Regions from separate parts of the Mus musculus genome. Here region 2 is linked to region 1. The links are chromatin loops, found by intact Hi-C in ENCODE. Cell type or tissue: gastrocnemius. All regions are shown on one strand. Links, peaks and the distances in the headings refer to the core of each region. The heading gives the core; the rest is flanking DNA.

Region 1 (8,339 bases), core at 200-8,199:
ATTTATAACAGTAGCAAAGTCAGAGTTATCAAGTAGTGATGAAATAATTTTATGGCTGGTGGGGGGGGGTGGTTTACCACAACACGGGCCACTGGATTAAAGGGTGGCAGCATTAGGAAGTCTGGGGATCACTGCAATGTGGTGACCTGTACTCAGGAAGCTATCAGGTCCCGTTTGCATATTGAACCCCCATTTCTGATGGGTTCCACTTCTGTTATCAGTGCCTTGCCTCCGAAGCAGCACTCCAGTGCCCTCCTAAACTAAGAGGTTGCCAGGAGGGTGGCTCTATGGGTGTATGGCTGTCTCCTTTACATTTTACGTTAGTGAAGTTTCAGAGCAGACAACAGTCATTGAGTTCCAGCTTAAGTGAGTGCTGGCCACTTGGGATTAACATTGCTTTTCACCTGTAGCTGTCACCAGACTCTAGGCAGAGCAAGGTGGATGCAATGGAAATGCTCTCCGGAGGGTGAGAGGCACCACCCCAGGCCACAGAGACTTGCTAAGTGCTGAGCCTTTTATAATATGGTCTCTTGGTTTACCGAAATCTTTTCCTCTGCTAGACTTGACATCAAGCAGACCAAGCCCATGCACATGCCACTGCCAGGGGACCTGGAACTAAGCTCTGGAGATGTTGCCATGGCAGCTCTGAACCTCACTGCAGAGAGTGTTTAGCATCTATTTCAACATTCAGTTAGCCTCAGTATTCCTGACAGTGAGTTATCTGTCTGATAGTTTCCTGTCTCAGGGAAACAGGGGTTATGGTGACCTAAGTTGGGTTCTTCCTTAGCCAAGGTTGTTGAGTGAGGGGCTCCCCCCGTACCCCTGCCCACTGTACCTCACACATGGCCTCTGCTGTCTCTCAGCAGGCTCCCCCGCCACCCCTGCCCACTGTACCTCACACATGGCCTCTGCTGTCTCTCTGCAGGCTCCCCCGCTACCCCTGCCCACTGTACCTCACACATGGCCTCTGCTGTCTCTCTGCAGGCTTGCAGAGATTCTGTGAAGACATCGAGATGATGATTGGATTCAAGCCCAACATTTTCTGGAAAGTCTGCTGGGCATTCGTCACACCGACCATTTTGACTGTAAGGGCTGAATGCTTTCTCTCACAGCCTCTCCTGCATGTCAGTGCTTTACCACCTTTGAATACATGTGTGCCTCCTGGTGAGGCTGGGGAGCTGGTGGGATGGGTATTGGCCTTGTCTTCCAAGGCGAGTGTACTGTAGGCCAGAAAGGAGAAGCGACTGAACTCCAGGTATCTGGCTGGTCAGGGATGGAGCTAGGATTGACCAAGCACATCTGTGTAGGGCACACACATTATATCCGTCTGCCTCTTGTGCTAGCAGATAGCAGTCAACAGCCAAGTAGGCCACACATTTACCATGGTTCAGATTTTGTTCTGGGTGACTGGTGTATAGGGCTCTCTCTCAGCAGTCCTGCCAGGCTGGTGTAGTGATCTTTGTCTTGCAGAAGGGGAATGTCCTCTTTCCTTTTCAGTTGCCATGATAAGATAACCTAACAAAAACAGCTCAGGGGACAGAAGGGTTTATTTCCACTTACAGTTCCAGGTTGTAGTTCATCATAGCAGGGAAGCCATAGTATCAGGAGCTTGAAGCAGCTGGGTACACTCAGTCAAAGGCAGAGAGAAATGATGGCACCCATGTTTGTTCGTGCCCAGCTAGCTTTCCACTTTTCAGAAAAGGATCTCTTCTACTATTTCCTTACACGTGTGCCTGTGTGTGTCTGTGTGCATGTATGTGCAGGTGCATGTGGGAGCCTGAAGAGTCCAGAAGTCCCATTGGATCCCCTGGAGCTGGAGTTCAGGTGGCTGTGAGCTGTGAGCCAAATTCCAATCCTTTGTAAGAGCAGCACATGCTCTTAACACTTTGAGCTCTTTCTCCAGCCCCTGATTTCTGTAATATGAGATCCCTCTGCCTAGGGAATGAAGCTGCCTACAGTGGACTACATCTTCTCACATCAACTAACATAAGCAAGGCCAACCCCACAGGCCAACCTGATCTAGGCAATTCTTCATTGAGACTCCTTTCTAAGCGATTCTAGGTGGTGTCAAGGGAACAATTAAAACTAAGTATCACAGGGAACCCGAAGCTTGGAGTTATGTGACTGAACTAGCATTGAATGTACAATAGTTAGCAATAGTCTGAATTTGAACCCACATGTTCTGGCTCCTAACCATTCTCAATGTGCCTACTCTACAATTAATGCAGCTTTAATCAGGCATTTACTGCTGATTTTTATAGCTTTTGAGAGCCATGTTGTCACCTTCAAGTGTGGGGAAGGAGTTTTGAGATCATCTGACATTCCCTTTCTTAATGAACAGAGCCACAGATATGCCTGTAGTCTATACAGACTTAAACTCACACCTGTAACCCTCCTTATTGTGCCCGAAGCTATCAGCGTGGCTTCACTTTTTTCCCCAAGCAAATCTGCAGAGATTTTGTCTTCCCCCTCCTCTGCTTGCTTTTTGTCTTTTTCTGACTTATGGGGATTTTGTCTTTTTCTGACTTATTGAGAAAGCCTGGAGGAAGTTGCCTGTAATTTTTTTATTTATTATGCATTTTCCTCAATTACATTTCCAATGCTATCCCAAAAGCACCCCATACCCTCCCCCCCCACTCCCCTACCCACCCATTCCCATTTTTTGGCCCTGGCGTTCCCCTGTACTGGGGCATATAAAGTTTGTGTGTCCAATGGACCTCTCTTTCTAGTGATGGCCGACTAGGCCATCTTTTGATACATATGTAGCTAGAGTCAAGAGCTCTGGGGTACTGGTTAGTTCATAATATTGTTCCATCTATAGGGTTGCAGGTCCCTTTAGCTCCTTGGGTACTTTCTCTAGCTCCTCCATTGGGAGCCCTGTGATCCATCCAATAGCTGACTGTGAGCATCCACTTCTGTGTTTGCTAGGCCCCGGCATAGTCTCTCAAGAGACAGCTATATCTGGGTCCTTTCAGTAAAATCTTGCTAGTGTATGCAATGGTGTCAGCGTTTGGAAGCTGATTATGGGGTGGATCCCTAGATATGGCAGTCTCTAGATGGTTCATCCTTTTGTCACAGCTCCAAACTTTTTCTCTGTAACTTCTTCCATGGGTGTTTTGTTCCCAATTCTAAGAAGGGGCACAGTGTCCACACTTTGGTCTTCATTCTTCTAGAGTTTCATGCATTTGGCAAATTGTATCTTATATCTTGTGTATCCTAAGTTTTGGGCTAATATCCAGTTATCAGTGAGTACATGTAATTTTTACTTATCCCAGTAGGTGGCACTAGAAACCAGCTAGAGAGCCCGCTTTGCACCACCAGACACCAGCTTCTTTTAAGATGCAGAATGAATAAAAGCAGATGCAATGGAGATATATTTTTTTTTCTTCATTTGCTTGCCTTTCCCCCCTCCCCCATCTGCTGAGAGTATGTTCTAGTTAAACCATATCTTTCTGAAAAGCTAGAGGTTTAGACAGAAAATCCATCCCACAATCTCCGTCTTCTGTATGGACACCGAGAGCTTACCCACATCTATATTGGTAGTGTGAAAAGCCCTGCTGGAGTTGGGGCATGAGACCTGAACAATATTAAAGACAGGTGCTCATGAATGAAGTGTGTCTAAGCCGGCTTAGCTTATGGGTGTGAAGATGATGCTGTTGCCTGTTGCCTGAATATGCTGTGTTAGCAAATCCTGTCCCTGTTGACCCTTGACTTCCCTCATTTTCATTCCTTGTAGTTTATTATCAGCAGAGTCAGCTTTACAATATGTTCTATATTCTGTCCTCCTTTTCTTTTCATCCCAGAAGAGTGTCAGAATTTTGCCTTAATCTGTGGAGATGCATCACACGGCCATCCGCCTGCTGCTGTGTGTGTTTCAAGGCAGGCCCTTTATTGGCCTTATCGTTTACACCCATGCCATCTCCCCATTTTACAGATGTGTACATTGAGGCTCAGAGAGGGTAAGGGACTTGCTCTAGGCCACAAGGCCGTAGAGCTAGGGTGGCCTTTAAGCTTGCCCTCTGCATTCTGACAGTCTAGGAACAGCATGGCCTGTTTGGGTTAGAAGTCAAGTCTTCGAACTCAGGGAGAAGGAATTCTATTTCATTATTTTTTATTTCATTCTTGGGGAAGTTCTCAGTTTTGCTGTGATTCGGTAGATTACACGTCAGAAGCTGCGGAGACACCCTAAGACTGTCTTGAGCAGATTCTCTATGCTGTTTGGAGGTAGGGATGTCTCCAACCAGTGTGTCTCCTGTGTCTCATTGGTTGCTGGGAAAGGCAGAGGTGGGCAGGACTTGGAAGCAAAGTCCACCCCAGTGCAGGCTCTCATCCAAGCTGACCTGGCAGAGGGAAATTTATGGCAAGCAACCGGCTTGTGCCTAAAAGTTTGATGTGATATTTGCGGAAGTGGAAATGGGTGTCAAAGGTCTCTGCCCTGCTTGTATTTTACCATTTACCTCCGTAGCAGAGATAGCTTCCAGGTCCTGGACCAGGGTGAGATTATGGGTTTAAATCACTTCAGGGCCTCTGAGATAAAATCCATCATTTTTCTACGTGCCGTCATGGATTTATGGGGCCATAAATATCCTCATGCAATTATCATATGCACAGTCTGATCACGTTACTGAAGGCACACACATAAGCAGATGCATTGCTATTTATATAGTAAATGAAACAGAGCAGCATGCCATAATGACATCGGGCCATACTTCCAATAGATTGGCTAATAAAACTTATGACTCAGGGGCAAAAGTTGGAAAGGGGGGGGGCTAATGTCGACCTTGCTTTCCACGGGAGCCTTGTCTTTGGGCTTACATTGCTTTGAATCACCATATGAATTTCACCGAAAAGAAGTCCCTGGCCCTGGCAGCCTGGGTGCTGAGGCACTGGTGTGGATGTTTTGTGTTTGTCTCGGGCTTCGCAGTTCTCCAAAAATCTCCCACCTGCTATTTCCCTCCAATCATTTTGTTACACTGCAGCTTACGGTAGGAAGAGAGACATAGAGCCGGGGAAAGGGCGTACGTGGATAATTCTAGGCTTATGCTGCCACAGGCAAGAAGAATACGCGGAATCATGTTGTCTTGAGAAATGGTCTCCACAGGCTGGGCTGGAGCTGTCAGAAGCCTGGCTCTGTATACAGATGCCTCTGACTTCAGCCTATGCCTTCCCTTGGCCCTCTTCAGCTGCCCAGCCAAGCCTTCGGACGGATCTCAGAGCTCTTGCTGGTCGAAGTACGATGTGATCACAGATAACGGCCAAAACCCACATCATGACCTTTTAAGAATGAGGAAGGTCTCTGGAGTAAATACAGACTTCTGCTCCCAGAGAATCCCAGCACTGCATACATGGTGTGAAATAAATCAATTTTGTAGCTGAGAATCTGAGAGGCCCTACAGCTCATTAGCTCAGGTCTCTGGGGTCACTGGTGATCTCCCTCCCCCTCCCCCTCCCCCTCCCCCCTCTCCCCCTCCACCAATGGCTTATTATAGGACTGTGCTTCTAGATCAGTCACCTGTGGGGGACCAAGAACCATGTTGAATCTCACACAGCCAACTTTAGAGGCAGCCTCACACGTTGGCTATTCCTTGTGCAAGAAGGAAGCCAAATGGATTCAATTAAAAGGATTGAGATCTACAAATTTAGCACATCATTCCCCCCATTATAACAAAGGCTTAGTTATCAATGGTAGTGCAGTCAGTCTCCTCAGAACTCCCAGCTGTCAGGCACTGTGCTATGTTCTCCTGGTGTAGCCATTGACTTCATGTGTGAGGACAAACACAGGAGCAGTAGCTGAGTTTGTGTTTCCACCTTCGCCATCTTGAGGTTTTACTTCCTTCACTGGGAAAACCCCCTTTCAGAGAGATGAGAGTGTACACAAGGCAAGAGGAGCGAAGCATGCGGCCGGGTTCCGTACGTGCGTGTTGAATGAGTGAGTGACTCACACCATCACCCTAAGGCAACTTTCTCTTCTCTCTCAGTTTATCCTTTGCTTCAGCTTCTACCAGTGGGAGCCCATGACCTATGGCTCTTACCGCTACCCTAACTGGTCCATGGTGCTTGGATGGCTGATGCTCGCCTGCTCCGTTATCTGGATCCCGATTATGTTCGTGATAAAAATGTATCTGGCTCCCGGGAGATTTATTGAGGTAATTCTATTGGCTCCTTTCCCCCTGCTAGCCTCTCCCGAGGGAGAGATCCTAAAAGCTCTATGCATTAAAAACAAAAAGATCCGGTAAACATATCCAAGAAGGATACTGGGTGAGTAAGTCATCCCAGTTGCCACTGATTCTATTAAACTCATTTTAATTATATATTATTCCTGTAGTGGAGGAGACCAGTCAATCATCAGGCTGAGTGAGCTGTGCTGTTCCTCACAGTGGTGGCAGCCTTGGGACGAGCAATCTGAATGCCTCCTCTTTCCCAGAGCTCCCATCCCCTCCTCCTCAGCTACTATCTATATCTTGGAGTTCATTTTTTAACACAGGGGTCCCCTCTCTGGTGTCCCTCTGCCTCCAAGCTTCCTCCCTCCTAAATGTTGATTGCCATTAGACTTAAAGTCACCACTGCTCCCTTTGTTCCTGAGTGAAGGATGTCTGATTAGACATTTGACGACTCTCAGCATGTCCTATGCAGTCCAGGGCGTGGCTAGTGCGAGGGGAGACTTGCTTTCCCTTACCAACTGTCATAGTTAGCTTTCTGTTGCTGCAATAAAATCATGACCAGGAGCAGCTTAGGGAGGAAAGGGCCTATTTCATCTCATTATTGCCCAGTCACAATCTTCCCTGAGGGAAGGAAGTCAGAGTAGGAGCTCAAGGCAGGAACCTAGAGATAGAAGCTGAAGGAGAGGTCATGGAGAGGACTACTTCCTGGCTTGTTCCTCCTGGCTTGCTCAGCTTGTTTTCTTATGTAACTTGAGGCCATCTGCCCAGAGGTGGCACTGTCACCATGGGTTAGGCCCTCCCACATTAATCATTAATCAAGATAATGCCCCCACGGACTTGCCTATGGGCTCATCTGAAGGAGGCGATTCCTCAGTTGCCGTTGCCTCTTTCTAGATGACTGTACCTGGCTAAGCTCACTAGCACACCACTCAGTTCTGATCAGAGCTCAGGGGACTTTTCCATAGAGACAATGGGACGGCCACCACTGAGGAGCCACCCAGCTTTTGTTACTCATGAGAAGTCACTTGTTCAAGTGTACCTGTAATTCTAGCACTTGGGAAGTAGAAGCAGGAGGATCAAGAGTTCAAGGCTATCCTTAGCTCTGTGTGAACTTTAGGCTACCCTGGGCTATAGGAGATCCTGTCTCCAAGGGAAAGGAAACGGTCATTTGTCCAGCTGGGCTGAGAATGAATGACCTCTGCCTGCATCCTGAAGACATCTGGACCTCCATGAGCCCTGGGGTCTGATCTAGAGGCGTCCTGGGAGCTTGTCACAAATGCAGACAGCCAGGTTCTCTCAACTGCACGGAGCTCAGGGGAATGGAGCTTGGCCTCATCTTCTAGTGATTTGGTTGCGTGTTCGGATTTGGGAAGCACTGAGCCCATCACAAAGAAATACTTATTCACTGGGGTGGAGAATGGCTGTGTGGGGTCTGCTCTTGGGCAGCTAGATTGACATGAAGAAGAGGCTGGTGGGGAGGGACAGGGCAGGGGTGAGGGCGTGGCCAGCACACAACACAAGTGTTCACTTGGTGTGGGTAAGCAAGTGGCCTTTGTTTCCACTGACCCCGGATGACAGTGAGTCCTCATGTTTAAGATGTATTCTGGTTTTCTTCCCTAGAGAATTCTGTTTATTATTCTCTGGTGTAAAGCAGTTCTGGCCCAGCCTATCCCCAGCGTACCACGCTTCTTAGCCACCTTCCTACCAGAGGTCACGGGAATCTCTTTCCCTAACCGGAACCTGCTGTAACCTCGGCTGCTGTTGCAGCCTAAAATTCTCTAGACTGATGGGGTTGGCCGTACAAATTTATGATGGTTAATTTGGGACACAAAGGTTGCAAGCTGGTGATTAAAGGGGCATTAAACTAACAGCTATAAGAACCAGATTTTCCCTTAATAGGTAATAAACATATAATTATTCCCTCTTATATAGTCGGAAATAAGTTGTCTTTCTCTATATGTTTCTATCAGATTTTATTTTCAATAATAATTTCAGTTGAAGCTAGAGACACCTCCATTATTTTTAAGCTTATCTACATGAACCTGCACTGCTGATCTGAGTCAGAAACATATATATACGCACATATATGTATATGTGTATATAAATATATATGTATATATACACATATGTGTATACACACACACACACACACACACACTCAACAGACAATTAAAATTT
Region 2 (8,339 bases), core at 16-8,015, 1.5 Mb after region 1:
GGCCATTTGAAAACAGTACGGAAACTACTACAGTCGAAGCTTCCTAAAAGAAGTATATGCATGGAAAGAATCTAAGTGGAGCCAGCAAAAATAAGGGAAACAGTGCCCCAATGACATCATAGTCTATCAAATAAAACCCTCACTTTTGAGAATGGGTTACATCTGGTTTAGCCACTCACCAAAGGGCTCCTCTCATAGACCCTGACAATCATTGACAGTTGCCAATGCTATTGGTTACCCTCTATAACCTGAAGGTAAGGTCCTATTACTGAAGAAATCACTTATTCATGTCATAGAACACGAAGAAATCATCCTGGTGTTCAAATAGAGGCTACTCCCTTATTGACTAGCATTCATAATGCTGGAAGGTACAATGTAAACTACTACTGGAGGAGAAAAATAAACCTCTGTCTCACCAATCGACAAAACCTGTTTACAAGATATACTTGTGCAACAGCTGCAAAAATATTATGGGAGTAGCCAAATACTTTTTGATTGGACCTCTCCATGATATGTAACCCATTCCTGACACTGTTAATGAGACCAAACCCCTGAAACTAGATAGGCCATAGGCCACAGAGGCCCCACTATTAATATTCTGCTAAATCAATGGTTCTCAGCCTTTCAAATGCTGCAACTTGCTAATGCAGTTGCTCATGTTGTGGTGTACCCAACCATAAAATTATTTTTGTTGCTATTTCATAGGTGTAATTTTGCTACCGTTATTAATCATAATGTAAACATCTTGATATGCAAGATATCTGAGATGCAACCCACAGGTTGAGAACTGCAGTGCTAAATGAACATAGCAATAAAACTACTCTTAATCTATACCTGTAGATCGATACTGCTGGACATTTGCTTTTAATAATCTTTAAAAAGAAATGATACTGAACACAACTATAAATCAGGAGAGTGCCTCTTCTTTAATATATACTGTGCATTTAATTCTCATGAGAGCACAGGCTGGTAAATTTATCATCACTATTTTCCAAAGAAGGATACAAAGGTGAGAGGTGTTTGGTGACTATCCAAAAGTGACATCCCTGAACTGAGAAAAATGAGAACTAATGTAAAACTAGAATTAGTCTGGAGGTTACCACAGCCCTCCACTGAAGGCATGGCATTGAAAAGCCCATCATGGTTAGAGTTTTGAATTCATGGTTATCGTGGTTTAATTAGGCTGACATACAATTTGTTGAGTCAGAAGTCTTGAACCTCCTGCCTCAGCCTCCTATGTGCCAAGGATGCAGACATGCACCACCATGGCACCAAACTGTCATTTTGGTGTTAAGTATAAAAGCATTAAGTGTTGCTGTCACCAGAATCAGTTAGGCCATTGCTCAGCCATGATTTTCCTTTACTCAAGAATCTGCATCTAAGGGTAAGTGACTGACTACGGGATGCCCAGCCCCAGTGAGTGTGTCTAGAACACAGATTCTTTACCTAAGGAACATCACAGAACAAAGGATGGAAAGATCGTAAGTATGCCACCTGATAAATTCACCTGCTAGAAATGACAAAAAAAGCTGCACCCATAAAATCTACTATATGGTTACCTAAACTAGTCCCACGTGAAGACAATGTTTAGCATGACAGTGTGCACATGGGAACTTTCACAAGGTCCCAGCCCCAGATGATGAGCTATAACCAATTAATTATTTCTGAGGGAGGGAGAATGAGTCTTTTCTGGTGACAAGGTCTCTGATAGGCTATCCAGTCCCTCTATACAACATATGCAATGCAAGATACACTAAATGAGTGCAGAAGACAATCTCCCTATCCCTGTCCCTCTACTTCTCTTTCCTGTGTTATATCATCTCCAACTGGAAAGTCTCTCTCTCTCTCTCTCTCTCTCTCTCTCTCTCTCTCTCTCTCTCTCTCTCTCTCTCTGTGTGTGTGTGTGTGTGTGTGTGTGTGTGTGTGTGTGTGTGTGTGTGTGTCTGTAATTTTAGTTTCATTCATTATCATTTTGACGGCACAACATCAAATGATCACAGTTGCCTATGTCAAGTTTCTTGAAACAGTGATTTTAATTTCAGTCAGTGAGCACTCCATCTTCCATCTTACAGTAGGACATCAAGTCCTGACTTTTCATGACCTTGGCCACCCCTTCTATTCTCCTTTGGCAGACATTATTCCTGAATCAAGGAAGCACTGGTGTCCTGGCAGCTCTTCTGCCTACAAAAGCACAGCAACCATGAACCCCAATCCGCCCATGCACCTCAACTTCACTTTTTTCTCAAGTGCCTTTTAATCTTTGCTCTCTAAGCCTACTCAGGTCAATAAAAAAAAAAAAAAAAAGAAAGGAACATAGCAAATGTTCTTTTACATGCATTGTTGACACTCATTGTGTGACTGTACCAAGCTTCAAGATCTCACAGCTTTAAAACACACTCAGCACACAGCTTCATGGAGGAAAGGCAGATCCCATCCGTCCTCTGTTGGACAAAAATTAAATGACCACATTGACTTTTGTTTTCCACCACAGTGCTTTGTATTCAGTGGATTTTCCTTGTATACGATGTTTTTTCTGAGTGTGTTTCTAAGTCTGGGATGGCAAGGATGCAAAAATGAACAGGATCCAATTTCTCTCCCTAAAGACCTCACAGAGTCTAGTCAAGGGTATTTCTGAAAATAAGAGTTACTCTGACACACAACTTTACTGGTTCTATGGGAACCTCTTCAACAGCCATTTAAGATGTACATTCTCAAAGCTAAAAGAAAAAAAAAAGGAACATTCTGAACTCTCATATGCCAAATGACAAGATAACAAAGGGTATTCTATGTGCTGGTAAGTTTGGGGGCTCATGTCAAGCAGCATGCCTGATTTTGTATTTGTGGTCTACCCATACATAGAGAGCTGTTGTGAGCACTTTCCACACTGGCCTTTATTTCAGTTCAGATAACCCAGCATGTGATGGTGTAACTTATACCTTCAATAAAATTAAGGTGACAAAGGAGAAGAAAAAGAGGCAGACTTGAAATTTGTTGTTTGCGATTCTGTGTAATAAACAACTCCTACTTACTCCTGTCAGCTCCATTCTAATGATGCCTTCTGGATATGAGGAACTAAAAGGTAGTAAATAATAATAATAATAATAATAATAATAATAATAATAATAATAATGTCCTTAAAGGATTTTACCCTATGGAGAGTCTATAAACTTACTTTCTGTGTGGTATTGTGCTTTAAAATGATCTCATATAAGTATGACATTATATGTAGATTATGTTTATGGGCATAGACACTGTGCTTGTTTATGTGAATTAATTTCAGGTTGCACCCAAAGGACAGTTAGTACTTAAAGTACTGCACTTGAGAATCCATATTCTATAGCCTTGTACTCCTAGAATATGCATAATACTTATCTGCCAACTAAATAAAAAAGAAGCAATAACATTCCAAAGTGACTTCTTTGGCAGCAAACATTTATTCTAAATCTATTCTAGTCAAAGAAGGCCATAATTTGCAAGAGGAATGTTAACTTACCCTCGGTGGTGAGGGTATGTGGTGCTCAGACCTTCTTGTAGGTAAGAAAGTAGTTTATAAAATCTAAAGTCTGTTAAGAACTAGACATTGAAAGTTGGCTTAATGCAACTGCATTGGGATTTCATTTCAAAGCAAGATGTTTGAACCTTCTCATCCTAAGAAATGCTTCTGTCACTTGGTCCAGCTGGAAGAAGTCCATCTAAAACAGAACTACTCAAGCATGGAAAATGAGCATTGCCTGAGGTCACAGAGCTTCAGATAACATTTCAAGAAGGGCACTTTCAGGGCCTGCTCAGCAACAAACCTGGAGAAATGAAAGAATACAATCGGTGTGTTTGTTACTCTTCCATTGCCGTAATGAAGTACCCAGCCAAAAGCTTCTTATAGAAGGAAGAATTTAGCCCAGAAGGTTCCAGAGCGATAATAGTCCATCCTGGTGGGGTGGTGGCATGGCAGCAAGCTGCAGACACAGTGGCAGGAGCAGGAATCTTGAAAATATTACCTTTAACTGTAAACAGGAAGCAGAGTTGGAAGAGGCTGCTATAAACTCCCAAAGCCATCCCCCAGTGATGTGTTTCCTCTAGAGAGACTCAATTGTTTAGAACCTCTCCAAACAGTACCACCAACTGGAGACCAAGTGTTCAAATGTCTGAGCCTATAGGTGATGGTAGGAGACCTTTCATATTCCATCTTACTAGTAAGGCTGAGAGCAAGAAAGCTTCCAAAAACACCGGAAGCTTTCTTGTTCCTGATTTCCCAAAGTGACCACTGCCCACTACTTAGCTTAGATCCCTTTCCCAAACAAAGTTCCCTCTAGGACCATTAACTTTCTTTAATGTATATTGAATAACTTGGGGACCATGGGCATATAACAGACACTTTTTGTTTACAAAGACCATTTACAAAGTGTGTTGTAGCCTTACAAATTATTTTTAATGGGCCACACACACTGGAATAATTCTATAAAGAAGTATAAACCTCCTGAAACAGATCAGAGGAAACCATCGTCCTCCAACAGAATTTGAAGTACAAGTAATGTAGAACTGGGGAGATGGTGTTTACCGTTCCAGCATGAGGGCATGAGTTTGGAGCCTCAGACCCCCATAAAGAGCTAGGTGTGACAGAAGCATGCGCCTATAATCGAGATGAGTGATGGAGGCAGGCAGACTCCAGGAAGCCTACTTACCTGGCAAAGCTTAGCGAAATGGGCAACCCTCTTCACGTGAAGTTACACACACACACACACACACACACACACACACACACACACTCACACTCACTCACACTCACACTCACACTCACACTCACTCACACTCACTCACACTCACACTCACACTCACACTCAGTGTTTTAGGGAAAAGAGAGGTCACAACATGTAAATTTATTGTATCCTAAGTAATAAAAATCTAGCACAAAGAACTAGGGATGTAGCTCAGTGAAGGAGGTTTTACCAAATATGCACAAAGCTAGGTTCAGACCCAGCACTGTAAACAACAAAAGACTAACATGAAATTGTCATGATAAATACCATAAGAAAGAGCCTTTAGGAGAAGTTGACCTTGACCTCAACAATAAGGGAATTCTTACCAATACCTAGATTCTTAAAAGGATCAAAGAAAATGAGAGATTACTTAAGATTATGTTTTCTTGTTAACTGTCTTGTGAACATTTATTGCTCAACCTTCAGTCTCTAACACTGTATACAGCAGGCACCCGACATACTACGTATTACATATTGCATGAAACTATGCTAGCCTATTGGGCACAAAGCCCTGATTTGGATCCCTAGCACTGCATGAATTGGCGTGGTGGTACATGTCTATAATGCCAGCACTTTTGAAATGGAAGCAGGAGGATGAGAAATTAAAGGTCATCTTTGGTTACATACCAAATTTGAGGTTGGACTAGACTATAAAGACATTGTCGCAATTTTTAAAATATATTGTGTTGCTCTTTAGGCAAGCCACTCTCTGCATTGCTTGAACCTCTTTAATGAATGTGAGTTAACTGTCCCAGAGGACACTTGTTCCTTTGGCCCAACATACCAAATCATGCTGCACTTCTCTGTCTTCCTCAGTTGCAAGGATTGGTGGTTCCATTACATCATTAGGCTTTCTTTGCACGCCTCCCTCCCCCCCATTTATTAATATCACACAATGTCCTTTGTGATGTAACAGAATTTGCCACTCACAATGGTAAGGTCTGCTCTATATTAGTTAACAAGTATCCACAGTGGGCAGCTTAGCACAGCAGGAAATCACTTTGCAAATGATTTGTTTTACTTTAGTCCTGTCATCCTGGGTAGCCCTGCCTGGCACATCAGCTCTGACTACATGCAATCAGAATCAAGGCATGTTCTCACCCTTCATCACACTTGGCATGTTTTCTTTCCAGACACATGTAGTGGATATTGTGCAGATATCCTCCAGCAAATTTCAGGAAGACTAAAGTTTGTTTGTTTGTTTGTTTGTTTGTTTGTTTTCTATTAGATATTTTCTTTATTTACATTTCAAATGCTATCCCAAAAGTTCCCTATACCCTCCCTGAGCTCTGCCCCCCTACCCACCCACTCCTACTTCTTGGCCCTGGCATTCCCCTGTACTGGGGCATATAAAGTTTGCAAGACCAAGGGGTCTCTCTTCCCAATGATGGCTGACTAGGCCATCTTCTTCTACATATGCAGCTACAGACACGAGCTCTGAGAAAACAAAACACCCATGGAAGGAGTTACAAAGACAAAGTTTGGAGCTAAGACAAAAGGATGGACCATCCAGAGACTACCCCACTCGGGGACCATCCCACAATCAGCCACCAAACCCAGACATTATTGCATATGCCAGCAAGATTTTGCTGAAAGGACCATGATATAGCTGTCTCAAGTGAGGCTATGCTAGTGCCTGGCAAATACAGAAGTGGATGCTCACAGTCATCTATAGGATGGAACACAGGCCCACCAATGGAGGAGCTAGAGAAAGCACCCAAGGAGCTGAAGGTGTCTCCAACCCTATAGGTGGAACAACAATAAGACTGAAGTTTTTAGAAGGCCACTCTTCATATTTAGGGTTAAGAAATCTGAGGAGTAGACACAGGAGCAAATCACCTGAAGCCATTCAGTAAGCACCAACGCAGGAGACTGCCCATTCTGCATCTGCATGTTTCAAACCCAGACCTGTAACCATCACCCTGAAGAGTCCCAGACTTGTTTCCTGTTCAGTCTCTAGCTTCTTTTATCTATTTTCTCCTTAATCTTGGCCTTTTTATTTTTAATGTCTCTCTCTCTCTCTCAATACACTTTCTCCACAAAATGTTATCCAAATCCAGTTCCAATGTGTAGTAAATATTAGTGGAATGAGAAGGCAGTGGGCAGTCAACACTAAAGACCTGATCACTTGACTCCATCTAATTCAGCTTCTAAGAACTGCACTAGTGATCATGACCTTTTCACTAAATCATACATTAGCAGTGGCCCTGAGCAAATCATTTTATAATTAACAATTTAAAAAAGAAGAAGACTTTTATTGATCTGCTAAAATAAGGTGAAATTAATACATTTATTTACATGTGTAATCTCAGGAATGTACATTTTCGGTTTAAATTTTCTATAGAATAAAAACACTACACACCCAAATTAACCAAACCCAAAACAACTCATTGAAGTCCTTCTATACAGTTGGAGTTGACATTTGGAATGAACACTGTGAGACTTCACATCAAATGTCTCATTTTCACCATCAAATATATTTTACTCAGTGATTCACCACCAAACTAGAACAATGACGTCAACAAAAACTCCCTGACAGAAAAAGAATAAGCGTTGTACCATCTCTTATGAAACATCATGTGATATCTTTATCTGCAAGCTTTTTAATAATAATAAAAATTTTAAAGTTTTCTAATAGAATAAATGTTACCTACTCATTATCCAAAGTTCCTAGAATCTACAAGTGAATAGTAACAGGAAAATAAGAGGATGATTTTATAACACCTTAAATCTTCACAAAGCCCATGTGTTTCTAAGTGACAGGACTGGAGAGCTCAGGGCAGGCAGGAGGAAAACTAGATTGCTCCTTGAAAGAGTAATTTGTGTGTAATTATTACTTAGCAGAGAATTTGTGCATTGCATGGTTCATTTATTATACTCTGCTGCCACTCATATCTAACATCAAAATAGTTGAGTTGAACACATCCAAAATTAAACAATAAAATTCTAGAATAAATGTTATTTTAATGAGGTTAAACGTTTTTCCCTTTTTGATAACCAGTCAAATAGTTTTAAGGTTTAAAGGTGAATTGCGTTAAGCGTCATCTCTATTGTAAGACTTAATTTGTATTGAGTGTGTAGATACATTATAAACATCTCAACCAAAGCATGCTGGACCCAAGAAAGGCACAATAACCGATTAGGCTGTTGGCAAGGCCAGTGAAGAATGGCTCCCAGAACTGTATTAAAGGGATTGAATTGTTTTACCAATATACTAGTGTTCTAACCAACTATGTGATCTTTAAATCTTGACTGGGATAAAGAGAAGCATAAAGTGAAAACAACTGTCCAAAAAGAATTAAATTTGAAAATCAATGATGAACAAACTTTAATGCTAAATATTCTAAATAGTATTTTTGTCTCCTTTGGTGTACTTGTTCTCTCTCTCTCTCTCTCTCTCTCTCTCTCTCTCTCTCTCTCTCTCTCTCTCTCCTTACTCCCCCCTCCCTCCCTCTCCCTCTCAGCCTACTTCTTGTCTGCAGGTGAAATGTGAACAGCTACATTCTGTGTCAGCTAGTTTTATGGCAACTTAATGCAAGCTAGAGCTATTTGGAAAGAAGGAACCTCAAGTGAGAAAATAGCCCC

What was found. A loop is a pair of places that touch in the nucleus more often than their neighbours do. Peaks named below come from ENCODE experiments on the same cell type or tissue, not always from the same donor. Only the 100,000 strongest peaks of a DNase experiment are listed, where the experiment ranks them.
Region 2: it touches region 1 in a loop (8-fold over the local background); 24 of 42 quality-filtered maps call a loop at or near these places.

What each region holds. Positions count from the first base shown.
Region 1 is chr7:49,950,420-49,958,758 of GRCm38, forward strand. It overlaps Slc6a5 (solute carrier family 6 (neurotransmitter transporter, glycine), member 5), which reads left to right. Exons shown (of 16, transcript NM_001146013.1): 14 at 985-1,085; 15 at 5,979-6,146. Among named protein-coding and RNA genes, the nearest start is that of Nell1, 21 kb to the right of the region's middle. In gastrocnemius, for the core only: a CTCF peak has its summit at 3,285 (motif pointing right); DNase peaks (open chromatin) are centred at 3,422 and 4,309.
Region 2 is chr7:51,438,486-51,446,824 of GRCm38, forward strand. It overlaps Gm33015 (a long non-coding RNA gene), which reads right to left and starts at 5,590. Exons shown (of 3, transcript XR_391461.1): 1 at 5,539-5,590; 2 at 3,996-4,001; 3 at 3,405-3,797. In gastrocnemius, for the core only: no CTCF peak of the experiment used is centred there; no DNase peak of the experiment used is centred there.